2 separate regions of the Homo sapiens genome follow, and region 2 is linked to region 1. A link is an interaction called in ENCODE POLR2A ChIA-PET data of the cell type or tissue named here. Cell type or tissue: Caco-2. All regions are shown on one strand. Links, peaks and the distances in the headings refer to the core of each region. The heading gives the core; the rest is flanking DNA.

Region 1 (6,880 bases), core at 1,182-6,181:
GTGGATCACCTGAGGTCAGGAGTTCCAGACTAGCCTGGCCAACATGGTGAAACCCTGTCTCCACTAAAAATACAAAAAAATTAGCCAGGCATGGTGGTGTGTGCCTGTAGTCCCAGCTACTTGAGAGGCTGAGGCAGGAGAATCACTTGAACCTGGGAGGCAGAGGTTGCAGTGAGCTGAGATCATGCTGCTATAGCTCCAGCCTGGGTGACAGAGTGACCTCGTCTCAGAAAAAAAAAAAAAGATAGTCACAGAGAACTTTATGCTAGTTATTCCAACTTTATAAGCTCTATCTAACAAAACTTACATGGATTATTAAAGGCAGATGAAATCTGGCTTAGAAACTTTTCCCTCAGATATTTTGTTATATTAGTATTTATTATATTAGTAAACATTTCTTTTTTAAAATAGTATTTATGACTACTTAAATTCTGCCCTGGTATATTTTAGGAATGTGGGATTATTTAGTGTACTGTTTAGTCAAGTTTGAGCTTTATGGTGTTGATAGAAGCCAACAAGATGGCTTTTATTATTTTATGCACATGGACTCCAGGAATGTGTCAATACTCCCTGGGATCATGTTCCTCACTTAACTTTTAAAAAATTATACAGTAATTCACTCATACACTCACATTGTAGAAATCAACACATTACCAGCAAAGCTGAAGATCCCTTGACCACTACCCACAATCCCAATCCCTTTTCCTTGGTGTGTTTCCTTCCAAACCTTTTCCTATACCTATTTCTCTCTTACTCTTTCTTACTCATATATAGTATGATATATATGTTGTGTATACTATTAAATGTATGATATTATTTTGTCTTCATTAAAGATTTTCTATATGCATCATTTAGCAGGTGGCTTTTTTAATGCAATAAAGCCATGCTGTTATTTTAAAAAAATGTTATTACAGAAGTAGTACAAATACTTTGGGAAAGTTTAGAAAATATAGTTAAGAAAAATAAAAAATAAAAACATCACATTGCCACCAGCCTGAGATCAACTCTGTAATATCTTAGTACATATCCTTCTACATACTTTTCTCTACTTTTTTTCCAAAATGAGTTTATAGTATACATATTCTTTTGTAAATTTTGTTTTATACCCTAAGTCATATTTAAATTTTCTCAGTTGACCCAAAAGTATCTTTTATAGTTAGTTTAGTTTTGCATCTGGAAGTTATTGGCTTTGTCACTTATAACTAGAACAGCCTTTTTTTGTTTTGTTTTGTTTTGTTTTGTTTTGTTTTTTTGTTTTGTTGAGACGGAGCCTTGCTCTGTCGGCCAGGCTGGAATGCAGTGGTGTGATCTCGGCTCACTGCAACCTCCGCCTCCCAGGTTCAAGCAATTCTCCTGCCTCAGCCTTCCGAGTAGCTGGGACTACAGGTGCCCGCCACCATGTCCTGCTAATTTTTGTATTTTTAGTAGAGACGGCATTTCGCCATATTAGCAAGGCTAGTCTCGAACTCCAGACCTTGTGATCTGCCTTCCTTGGCCTCCCGATCCCTTCCTGGGATTATAGGCATGAGCCACCATGCCCAGCCTCAGCCTCCTTTTTTTAAATGACATGACTTTTCTGTATAATGTTCTACTTTTTGGATTTGGCAGGTTGCTTCCTCGTGGTATCATTATTTTGTCAAAAAATCACCTGTATTTTTTATAAGCTAGGTTTTAGATGTGACTAAAAGGTGTGCTGCATTTATCACATTTGAAAAACAAACAGTATCTTGTTTTGGTTCTCCTATTATTCATGATGCTAGACTGACCTCTGGATTGAGGAACTGACAGTCTGGTGGTTAATTGTACAGTTAGGTTTTTTCCCGTGTGACTTGAATGTAATCTAAATAATGTTACTTTGGCGTTATATGAATGATGAATTTCACATCAGCCATCACCTAATAATTAATATCATTTGCTAATACCTGATAATAGTTTTATTAGAGTTAATGAAATAATATTTTTCTAATTTTATCACTTTTACACTTCTTAATTGGCATTCTGATTGCATTTTTCCTTAGCTGGGGCTATTAGAGTCCCTGAAATGTGTTTCCTATGGGAAAGGCCTGATACATGATTAGATTTTTCTTTTTCATTACCAGTTTTCAAAGCAAGGTTTTTGTAAAATAGACACTTCATATGTTTCAAATGAATTTGTCTGTTCCTTTTTTAGTGTCATTATGGATTCAGTATTTTGTAATCCACTATAATTGTTATACTTTTAATGCTCACATTCTCAGAAATTTGGCTAGTGGAAGCCCTTTAAGCTTGCTTCTGTCTGTTTGACCTTAACTCATGAATTTTGGGTAACACCCTTGCTTTCTGTCATTGCAGGATGCCCTTGTACTGTTTCTTTAGAAGAGTAATCTTTTATGTTAAAAAAAACATGCATAGGCGCACGCATACTCTGGGAAACACAAATACAGAAGACATTGTGGAGAATCCATCATGTCTTTACCAAACAATTGCACTGCCCTTGCCATCTTTTCCTAGCTGCATCCACTCATCCTAAGAAAATAAGCCTGTTCCTAAAATTCTAAGTCCTTGCTCATTTCCCCATTCTTTTTTTTTTTTTTTTTTTTTTTTTGAGAGAAGCAAGAATATGACTGTAATTTAACATCAACAATGACACTGTGTAACAGCACAGGGAAGAGGTAGTGGAGAGAGATGGTCAGGCTTCCTGTTCCTTAACCAGCCTTGATTTTAACAGCAGAGCCCCAGCAACCTAGAAGCGCCTCACCTAGCCTCTTAATGGAGTGGGAAGGGGCAGGGACTTGGAAATTAGAGGCTCAAAATGTAAAGAAGGCTGATGGCAAGCCTGGGGAGAGGCCTGAGAATGAGGGAAGGGCTGAGGGCTGTGAGGAGTCCTCACACAAAGACCCTAGCACAGGTCTTCGGCAGTGAACATGCCCCTGGCCCTCCGCAGGGTGGAGTCCTTGGCGTCCTCATATGGGTGCTCCTTGGAGGGGATCTCCAGGACAGTAGGGATAGAGTGCTGGTGGGTGTCCAGGGCATGCTGCACCATCTCTGCGATGTACTGGTTGATGAGGATGATGCCAGTGTCATCCCGGTTTAGAAATTGCCGGAAAGTGTCTTCGATCTCATTGATGGTCGTATCCTTCTCCACCACCAGGAAATTGGGGTGGCAGTTCTTGTTAAGCTCCCCTATGCTGCCCAGCAGGAAACCAGTCACCGTGTCCTTGTCTCTGATCACTGCGATGAGCTTCCTTCTCCCCGCCATCCCTGCAGCCAGGCAGAGCTCACCCCAGAGCACCAGAAGCCACTCTCATTTCCCCATTCTTAACACACGTACAAACCCAAGAAGACTTAAAGAGAATTATGCACTGTTTGATTTTCTTTAGATCTTGTCTGATTTGGATTCAGACCACATGTAATGATTTTAAAGAGTTGATTTCATTGAATTTAGAATATTCAGCTGTGTTTCTCTAGTCTGAGTCTTGAAGAAAAAAGAAAATGTATTATGCTAAGAATAAGTACCTCAAACTTTCCAGGTAATGATAAATGAGAAAGAGCACATAGAAAAAACTCAAAATTGGCTGGGTGCTGTGGCTCACATGTGTAATCCCAGCACTTTGGGAAGCTGAGGCCGGCGGATTACCTGAGGTCAGGAGTTCAAGATCAGCCTAGCTAACATGGTGAAACCCTGTCTCTACAAAAATACAAAAATCACCTGGGTGTGGCGGCGGGTGCCTGTAATCCCAGCTATTCGGGAGGCTGAGGCGGGAGAATCACTTGAACCTGGGAGGTGGAGGTTGCTGTGAGCCAAGGTCGTGCCACTGCCTCCAGTCTGAGTGACAGAGCAAGATTCCATCTCAAAAAAAAAAAAAAAAAAAACTCAAAATTAGTAAGCCTTAGATATAAGACAGGGTTTTTGAGTTCACAATATTCTTCTTGCCAATTTGCCAATTTTTCCCATTAGATAGTATAAAGAGACAAAAAATTCTTCAGAGGAAGTAAATAGGCCAGAAGGAGAATTTAATGACGCAGCCTAATAGTTGTTTTTAATGAAGGATGGGAGCCCTCTGTTGGTCTTTAAGGAAATTTAAAAATTCAGTTTAAAAGCTTAGTTGAGAGGCTTCAGCCTTTATGCATTTTTACATATTTAATCTTAATTTCCTCCAACAGGCTGGGTACAAGGGGTACAGGGAATAATAGAAAATGTATGTGTTGTTAGCATACCTGGAACCCAGGTTTTTTGAAGACATCTAATCTGTTATGCTTTGTCATACCACAAAACTATATGGTTTCTGACCAAAATAAATTCTAGATTGTGGATCTAAAAATGCAGTTTTAAGTGTTTGATAATTTTGACAATGTAAGATCTTTTAAGTGGCAGAACCTGATGCAGCATCCTTATATATCATTTATTCATTTATTGTATCTTTCCCTCAAATGGGAAACCTATTATTTTACCTGTTTTGTTTGGTTGGTTTTATATTTTGAAAGTGAAAATAATCTCTAGGTTGGATTTATTTTACTTATTATCTGTTCTTATCTTTCTTACAAACTCTTTTTTTAGTGGATTATCAAACAGTTTTGCGGGAAAGTCAAACCATCACTGCCATGTATCTGCATATGAAAAATCTTTTCCTATTAAACCTGTTCCAAGTCCATCTTGGAGTGGTTCATGTCGTCGAAGTCTTTTGAGCCCCAAGAAAACTCAGAGGCGACATGTTAGTACAGCAGAAGAGGTAAGGAAAACGTGTGACAAAAGCTACTAAAAGTTAGGATCTTTCCCTACATTGAGCCATTTGCTCCCTATTAATAATTAGTTGTTTAAGAACCATTCTATTTTATCCTTCCTGTGCTTTTTCTGTCTGAATTACTCTTTTTGAGTGTTATCATCTATTCTAAAGAGATTAAAGAGGTGTTTTAGCAGGACTTCATTATTTGTCTTACTATTATATCTTCTATGCCTGCTGGACAGCTGACTTTACTTAATCTTTAATGTTGCCTGAATGGTTTCTCATACATCAAAGTATCTCTCTTTGATCTTTGCTAGACCCTTCCTAAACCGTTGTCTCCTATGGAAAAATTGTTACTCTTCCTCCGTAGTTTTTGATAAAATTTTATTTCAGTCCACGTGACGTGGCTCATGCCTATGATCCCAGCACAGTGGGAGGCCAAGACAGGTGGATCACTTGAGCCCAGGAGTTCGAGACGAGCCTGGGCAACATGGAGAAACCCTGTCTCTACAAAAAATATAAAAATTAGACGGGCTTGGTGGCTCATATCTGTACTCCTAGCTACTGGCGAGGCTGAGGTGGGAGGATTGCTTGAGCCCAGGAGGTCGAGGCTGCACTCGACTTGCTTTGTGTCACTGCACTGCAGCCTGGGCATCAGAGTGAGACCCATCTCAAAAAAAAATTGTTTTTTTAATTTGATGAAATACCTATTCTTCTTACCAGGAACAATTTTTCTTCAATATAAGAGAAAAATCAAAAAGCTAGTTAAACAATATACATCCTTTCATTATGAGTAAGACCTTTTTTGAAGTTACAGACTCCTGAAAAGAAAGATGTTCTGTTGACACTTGGGTTGTTATATTAATTCAGTAAACCTAAAAGAAAAAGCCAATTTTGTGAATGTAATGTAGCATATAATTTGCATGATAGGATGTGTGCACATATCTGTTAGATTACATATTTAATGTACGTCTAATGCTGTGGTTGCTTGGAGATACAAATGAATAATAATTACCTTGCATTTAAATAGCATTAGAGCTTCCAGTGTACTTTCCACGTGTATTATTGTTTTTAATCCTTTTAACTCAGCAAAATAGGTAGAGATGAGGTAATAGTCATGTTTTACAGATTAGGAAAATAAGGGTCATAGGTCACATGACTAGTAAATGGCAGGCCTAGAACCCAGAACTTCTGAAGAGGTTTGGTCAAGTATGCTTTCTGTTATACAACACAGCAATATGGTTCCTGCCCAATGAAGCTTACTGAGCATGGAGTCAAGAATACAGCATTACCTGCTAAATAATTACATAATTTGGTAATCAGTGATCTCTTAGGTGGCAAAACTTGATTATTTGTGATATGGTTACTAAAAATGCTGTGCATATTTTTGGTTTAAAGTTTGTATTGAGGCCGGGCATGGTGGCTCATGCCTGTAATCCCAGCACTTTGGGAGGCTGAGACGGGCGGATCACGAGGTCAGGAGATGAAGACCATCCTGGCTAATACAGTGAAACCCTGTCTCTACTAAAAATACAAAAAATTAGCCAGGCGTGGTGGCGGGCGCCTGTAAGTCCTAGCTACTCGGGAGGCTGAGGCAGGAGAATGGCGTGAACCCAGGAGGCAGAGCTTGCAGTGAGCCGAAATCGCGCCACTGCACTCCAGCCTGGGTGACAGAGTGAGAAGCCGTCTCAACAACAACAACAAAAAAAGTTTGTATTGAATCTAAAACATTTGGCTGGGCATGGTGGCTCATGTACAATCCCAGCACTTTGGGAAGCAAAAGCAGGAGGATTGCTTGAGGCCAGGAGTTTGAGACCAGCCTAGGCAACATAGTGAGATCCTGTCTCTACAAAAAAAAATTAGCTGGGTGTGGTGGCAGGTGGCTGTAGTTCCACCTACTCAGGAGGCTGAAGCAGGAAGATCGTTTGAGCCCAGGATTTCAAGGCTACGGTCAGCTGTGATTGTGCCACTGCACTGCAGCCTGGGTGACAGAGCAAGACACTGTCTCAAAAAAAAAAAAAAAAAACGAAAAAACACCAACATTCAAGTGGAGGGTGGCAGAACTAGTAAGTCATTTAGCAGGGCAAGGGATAGACAAGAAACTGGCAACATTTGCCTTTGATGACAAAGCTGGACAACAATGATGAAAAGGAGATTTTTTTTAACAAAAAAATTTT
Region 2 (6,880 bases), core at 425-5,424, 54 kb before region 1:
GCTACTTACCTTTTAGTCCCAAGTTTAGAGCCACCTTGGCCAGTCCAGCCCCCAACATAGCTCCAGCCAGCTTCCTCTATCTGTGGGGATAAGCCACAGAGCTCTGCACAAGGCTAAAGCACTAGGAGGCCTGTGTGGGACTGGTGCCACTGCTTGAGTTCTAACCCTACCCCTGGATCCCCCTTGGTTGGAAAAGGTACACCAGGTATTAGCTTTTCCCCACGCACTCAACTTCTTCTACCCTTACTGCTCATTCACAAATATTAAGCATCTACCTATGCCAGGCACTGTGCTGAGCTTTGGGACAGAGAATTAAATAAGACATGTTGTTTGCAATGGTTCACTGCAGTAATTCCTGCTGTTCCTACTGCCCTAGTATTAAATATCTACTTCTGCCTGGACCCTGAGAGAGGAGAGAGAGGTAGTGAGGAACAGAGGAAGCCAAGAGAATGGACAGGTCATTCTTGCTACACTTATCTTCCCCATGACTGCTCCTAGGTCCCAGAATAGTCCCCATACCTGCCCCTTGGCCAGGCCCTCGAAACCATCATGGACAACGAGCACTCGGTTGCCCTGGATAAGGCCAATCCTCACAGTGGAGCGAACAGCAGCATTCATGCCTGCAGCCGGAGCCCCCACGTTCATCACAGCCACTGTGTGCGAACCACTCTATACAGGAGGAAGCAGGGAAAAATGAGGACAGAAACCCAGCAGGGGAACAGGGAGGAGGTTAGTAAAGGAGGGCAAGGGCTCTAAGCCCTTGTCATCCAGGGATCAGGATATCTGCCTAAGACAACACAACACACACCCCTCTCCCAAGGAATGCCAGCACAGCTGGCTACCACATACATGGAAGCAAAATTCTTGATCACAGATCAATAAATAAAGCTGCTGTCCCCCATCTCAGATATCATTATTATACAATGAATGAGAGACCTTCCAGAGCAGCACTTCCCAAGTGTGTTCCTTGGATCACCTGCATCAGAATCCACTGGGGGAGCCTGTTAAACCTGCATATTCCTGGCCTCTACCCAGATATGAATCTCCTCTGAGAGAGGGGCCCAGGAGTTTGCATGTTTAATAAGCAACCCAAACAATTCTGATATATACTTAATATTGAGAACCACTACTCCAGTGGAAGAAGTGGCTTAGATACACTTAGATGTGATTATTCCCATATTTTCCCAGAGAAAAAGTACATAAGCCCTCTTTCCCATTCTTTGCATGCTATCTTGCCAGTCCTGAAGTGGGCATGGGTCTTGTGTTAGAGATATCCAGGGTACACTAAGAAGGGGGCTCTGGTATCTGGGGTGGTTAAGAGGAAATCATTATAATAGGGCCAGGGACCCAGCACTGAAGATCAGAGTGGGGCAGAGAAGTTGGCAAGGCTTATGTTGTATGGACTGTGGTAGCATTTATGAAGAGAGACTGGGGGAGGGAGAAGGAAAAGGGGAGAGGGCAAGTCAACTTGCCAGTACCTTAGATACCGGGGGTCTGACATGAGCTAGAAGCTTGTACACCTCCCAGTTGTTCATGAAGCTCCTGTAGGAAGTACAAATAGAGAGAGGTGTCTTCAGGCCATTCCCCACAGCCAGCAGCCATGGAGATCCTGGTCTGAAGTGTTGCTCCCAGAGGGAAGTTCCATAGGGCAAACCTCTGAGGACAGAACTGGGGCAGAGCAGGGACAGGGCAGGGGCTGCAAAAGGGCCACTAGTTCATCAAACACTCCCTCAGTACTCTTCTTCAGGCACTATGCTCAGCACAAGAGACTGTCCCTTGCCTAGAGGAACTTATCATCTTGCTGGGGCTCACATATAGAAATAACAGATTATAAAAGGTTGATGCCAGGGACCACACCCCTGAGATGAACTGAGCCTCCCAGTCACCTCACAACTAATTTTCTTGGGCAGGAACTTGCTGCAGAGAGAATCAGAAAAGGAAGCAGCAGAAGCTCATGTTTTGGGCCTGGAGCCATGGAGATCTTTGGCTTCGTTCACGCCTCTGATTTCTGTAGCTAGTGAGCTTCCCGTCATCTCCTCACCGGCCTCTCAGCTTCAGGGCTTCGTCAAATTTCTTCTCATCCATGGCCTTGGTCACATCTTTGGTCTGAGGGGGGAGCACAGCGACAGTTTCAACTCCAGGGTCAGGATTCTGCACAGCTGGAACTCCATCCCACAGTCGAACTCTGCCCATCTCTGGGATTGTGACTAGATCCTGTCCATTCTACACCCCACCTTTCCTATGCCCCCAAACTTTCATGGAAGTATTTTTGTTTTTCCTGAGTTGTCTAAGTAATGAGCAGCAAAAGAAAAGAACTGATTCTATGCTCTGTTTATTTTATTTTTTTTTTGAGACGGAGTCTCGCTCTGTCGCCCAGGCTGGAGTGCAGTGGCGTGATCTTGGCTCACTGCAACCCCCTGCCTCCCGGGTTCAAGCAATTCTTCTGCCTCAGCCTCCCAAGTAGCTGGGATTATAGGCGTGTGCAACCACACCCGGCTAATTTTTTTGGTATTTTTCACCATGTTAGCCAGGATGGTCTCAATCTCCTGACCTTGTGATCTGCCTGCCTCGGCCTCCCAAAGTGCTGGGATTATAGGCGTGAGCCACCGTGCCTGGCACTATGCTCTGTTTATTAGAAGTATGGGCAGAGTGGAAGAATGCTCACAGATAAATAGTATCTTCCATTCCACACCCAGGTCCCCGGCCTTAAAGCAGCCTCTAAAGTCATGAGTAAATGAAGATCCTACAGGTAACCCAGTTAGGAAGGACTGATTCCTGCTGTGTGCTTCTCAACTACTGATTTCAGCTCTGTGGGGCAGTGCCTTCACTTTGGAGCTTTTACAGATACATTTCCAAGCAAGGCTGCAGGTAACTGGGACTCCTGAGTCTCAGAGAGAAGGAGGCCGGGAGATGGGGAGTATTTAGACCAGCCCTCAGAACCAGGCCACACAGCCTAGTTCTCGCTCTCAGCCGCCACGTTCGCTCTGTGGTATCAAAGGAGTGATTCCTTCATAATAAAGGCCACCATTTCCTGAGCACTCAACATTTGCTAGGTACTGTATCACATGCTAATATAGCTTATCTCCAATCCTTACAATAACCCTCAACGTTAGCATTAGTAACCTCGTGTTGGTTCAGAGAAACATGTTCAAGATAGAAATCATAGAGACAAAAGCTACCCAGCTAGAATTTAATAATATTCTCCTGTTCTTAATAAAGTTAGGAGGAATATAGCATTATTCTTCCAATAAAGACAAGATAAAAAGGTTTGAGGTTGTATATTATGAGATACTGGGTTTCATTACTAAGGAGGATGTAGAATCTCCCACCTTCCTTAGGAACATTTTACAGATGGGAACACTGAAGCTTAGTTAAGAGCTCCTATGCAAAGCCCACTGTGTTCTTTCCCCACATGTCTCTTACTATACCATCTTGCCTTTCCACCTGCTCCTATACCAGTGGCCTTAGACATAGTCTCATGCCCCTTGAGCTCCAAGGCAGGGGCTTGAGAGTGTTAAGAAAGGGGTTTAGGATCAGTACTTACCACCTGGACACATTCCATGAGGGGCAGGCGCACAGCCTGGTTACCAGAGAGGCTCACTACACAGGCTGGGGTATCTGGGGTCCCCTCCAAAAGTGCCATCACTGCTTCCACACCCATCCTGCTGCCCTGCAGGAGCCCAGAGAACAAAGACAGTCTGGCTCAGGCTGCCCCATCTTGGCTCAGCCTAGAGAGTCAGGATACTCGAGCCCTTTTCCAAATCACAAGACTGAGTCTCACAATTAAGAACTGCAGCAAAGAACTTACTGGGCTTTACCTCCCCAAACAGATTTCATCTAAAGCTTGATGACTCTGTATTCTTGCCATCGGAACCCCAAAGATTCTACTTACTTCTAGAGAAACATGCCCACTATGGTAATCAACAGGATTACTGGGGCTTAATAATATTCCCTTCTTATTGACAAAACAAGGTAGGAGATTGCTTTGCTCTTCCAGTGAAGATAGGATAAGAGGGTTTAAACTGAGTGTCTAAGGTTGGAATTACATGCCTGTAATTCCAGCATTTTTGGAGGCCAAGGCAGGCGGATCACCTGAGGTCAGGAGTTCAAGACCAGCCTGGCTAGCATGGTGGAACCCCGTCTCTACTAAAAATACAAAAAGTTAGCCAGGCACGGTGGCATGTGCCTGTAATCCTAGCTACTCAGGAGGCTGAGGTAGAAGAATCCCTTGAACCCAGGAGATGGAGACTGCAGTGAGCCGAGATTGCACCACTGCACTCTAGCCTGGGTGATAGAGCAAGACTCCATCTCTTAAAAAAAAAAAAGAAAAAAAAAAAGGCTGGGCCCAGTAGCTTACGCCAGTAATCCCAATGTTTTGGGAGGCCGAGGCAGGCAGATCACAAGGTCAGGAGTTCAAGACCTGCCTGGCCAACATGGTGAAAGCCCCATCTCTACTAAAAATTTAAAAAATTAGCTGGGCATGGTGGCAGGCACCTGCAATCCCAGCTACTCAGGAGGCTGAGGCCGGAGAATCCCTTGAACCCAGGGGGCAGAGGTTGCAGTGAGCTGAGACCATGCCACTGCACTCCAGCCTGGGCAACAGAGAGAGACTCCATCTCAAAAAAAAAGAAAGAAAGAAAAAAGAAATACCACTATATACCTATCAGAATAGTAAAAAAAAAAAAAAAAAAAAAAAAAGTGACGACCCCCAAATGCTGGTAAGGATGCAAACAAAACAGGTGGTTCATAAATTGCTGATGGAATGGTACAGCTATTCTGGAAACAGTTGGGCAGTATCTTTGAAAAAAAATTTTTTTAAGAAACAAAAAACTACCATACAACCCAATTGAACTCCTGGGCAATTACTCTGCAGAAATGAAAATTTAAGTTCACACAAAAAGCTGTACACAAATGTTCATAGTCGCTTTATCCCTAATAGCCAAAAATTGAAAACTCAAATGTTTGAATGATTAAACAAGCTGTAATACGTCCACTCCATGGAGTACTGCTCTGCAAAAAACAGCAAACTATAGAAACAAACAACACCTTTGATAAACATCTAGAGAATTATGCTGAGTGGAAAAAAAAGCCAATCCTAAAGGGTTGCATATTATGCAATTCCATTTATATAATATACATAAGATTAAAAATTACAGACAAAGAGACAGATTAGTGGTTGCCAGAGGTTAAGAATGAGGAGGGAGGGCCAGGCGCAGTGGCTCACGCCTGTAATCCCGGCATTTTGGGAGGCCGAGGCGGGTGGATCACAAGGTCAGGAGATCAAGACCATCCTGGCTAACACGGTGAAACCCTGTCTCTACTAAAAATACAAAATATTAGCCGGGCGTGGTCCAGGCGCCTGTAGTCCCAGCTACTTGGGAGGCTGAGGCAGGAGAATGGTGTGAACCCGGGAGGCAGAGCGTGCAGTGAGCCAAGGTCGCACCATTGCACTCCAGCCTGGGAGCGAGTGCAATGGTGCGTCTCAAAAAATAATAATAATAATAATAATGAGGAGGGATGGGTGGGGGTAAAGTACACGTGGCTATAAAAGGACAACATGAGATATCCTGTGGTAACAGAAATGTTCTGTAGCTTGACTATATCAATGTCAATATCCTGGTGATGATATTGTACTATAGTTAAGCAAGATGTTACCATTGAAAGAAACTGGGCAAAGGGTATGTGGGACTACCTCTGTATTATTCTGTACAACTGCATGTGAATCTACAATTATCTCAAAATTCGTATTAAAAATATATGAAACAAAACAAAACAAAAAGATATTGTTCCTCACCATTAGGAAGGCGTAGTCTCTCACCATTTTTGTAACAGAAGAGAACCCTCAAGTGTATGGGAATGGGTCAGTGGCCACTGCAGCCCAAAGGCTGGTGGAGAGGCAATGCGACCAGTGATGTAAGTCCCTGTCTGGTGAAGTGCAGCCCTGAGGGGGCAGGACTACAAGGTTGAGGGTTTCAAGGCATGAGGGCCACACAGCCCAGTGACTTACCAGAATTCTGTCAAAGGCTGATGGCGTCCCACCCCTCTGCACATGCCCCAAGACAGTAACCCGGGTGTCATATCCCAGACGCTTAACCACCAGCTGAAGGGACCAACAGAGGGACAGAGAGAGGGTTACGCAGAGTCAAAGGAAGAAAACAAGCAGAGACTTGGGTAAACCATGGACAGCTCAGCCTCTTGTCTTGTAATGGTTCTTTGTGGGAGGCAATCAGGGGCAGGGAACCAGGGAGAGATGTGCAGAAGGACCAAGGGGAGAAGCAATGTCAGGAGACTCAGAAGCCAGAAGGGAATGGGCTATGGATTCTAAGGCCTCTCTGGCTTCATTCATACGAACATTCTTGATGTCTTCTGAGGTGATTGGTTTTCCATTCTTGTCAATTGCACCCTCAGCCACAATGATGATGTTGAGACGAGAACCACGGGTCCTTGTCTGGTTGAGAACAAAGGGTAAAATGGTCCATGGAATGAAGCTGATGGGTGGGAAAGAGATCATCAGTGGAACAGGGTGAGGGATTTCTTAAGGGCAAAATAAAGTGCAAGTACCTCGCTGAGTCGGCGACAAAGGTGTTCCTCCCAGTCGTCATCTGGTGGACATTCAGGAATAAAAACCCAGTCGGCCCCACAGGACAGAGAGGTGACAAGGGCCAGGTATCTGAGATGAGAGTCAGAAGCATCCTGCTAGAAGTTGTACTCTACAAATAGCCTCACCCATACCCAACAAGTTCTCCTAGTCCTCATAGTTGATAAAAGGTCTGGAGAGCCTCCATTTTATTCGTGGGGCAAGGGTAAGAGCACCGGGGCCCCTCAATGAGATTCTGTCTCTAACGGATACCTTCCATTTATGTTCACCTGCCACAGTGGC

What was found. ChIA-PET counts read pairs that join two places held together with the same protein. Peaks named below come from ENCODE experiments on the same cell type or tissue, not always from the same donor. Only the 100,000 strongest peaks of a DNase experiment are listed, where the experiment ranks them.
Region 2: POLR2A ChIA-PET joins it to region 1 with 14 read pairs; 6 of 35 experiments call an interaction of 5 or more read pairs at or near these places.

Annotation. Positions count from the first base shown.
Region 1 is chr12:48,081,420-48,088,299 of GRCh38, reverse strand. It overlaps SENP1 (SUMO specific peptidase 1), which reads left to right. Exons shown (of 18, transcript NM_001267594.2): 6 at 4,538-4,709. It overlaps LOC101927180 (V-type proton ATPase subunit F-like), which reads right to left and starts at 3,846. Exons shown (of 1, transcript XM_047429952.1): 1 at 1,127-3,846. The coding sequence starts at 3,238. The coding sequence ends at 2,879. It also overlaps the pseudogene RNU6-1203P. In Caco-2, for the core only: CTCF peaks have their summits at 3,855 and 4,054 (motif pointing left); no DNase peak of the experiment used is centred there.
Region 2 is chr12:48,134,511-48,141,390 of GRCh38, reverse strand. PFKM (phosphofructokinase, muscle) reads right to left here. Exons shown (of 23, transcript NM_000289.6): 8 at 6,562-6,670; 9 at 6,353-6,448; 10 at 6,008-6,100; 11 at 3,545-3,670; 12 at 2,042-2,106; 13 at 1,479-1,542; 14 at 520-669; 15 at 10-80. Among named protein-coding and RNA genes, the nearest start is that of MIR6505, 5.2 kb to the right of the region's middle. In Caco-2, for the core only: no CTCF peak of the experiment used is centred there; no DNase peak of the experiment used is centred there.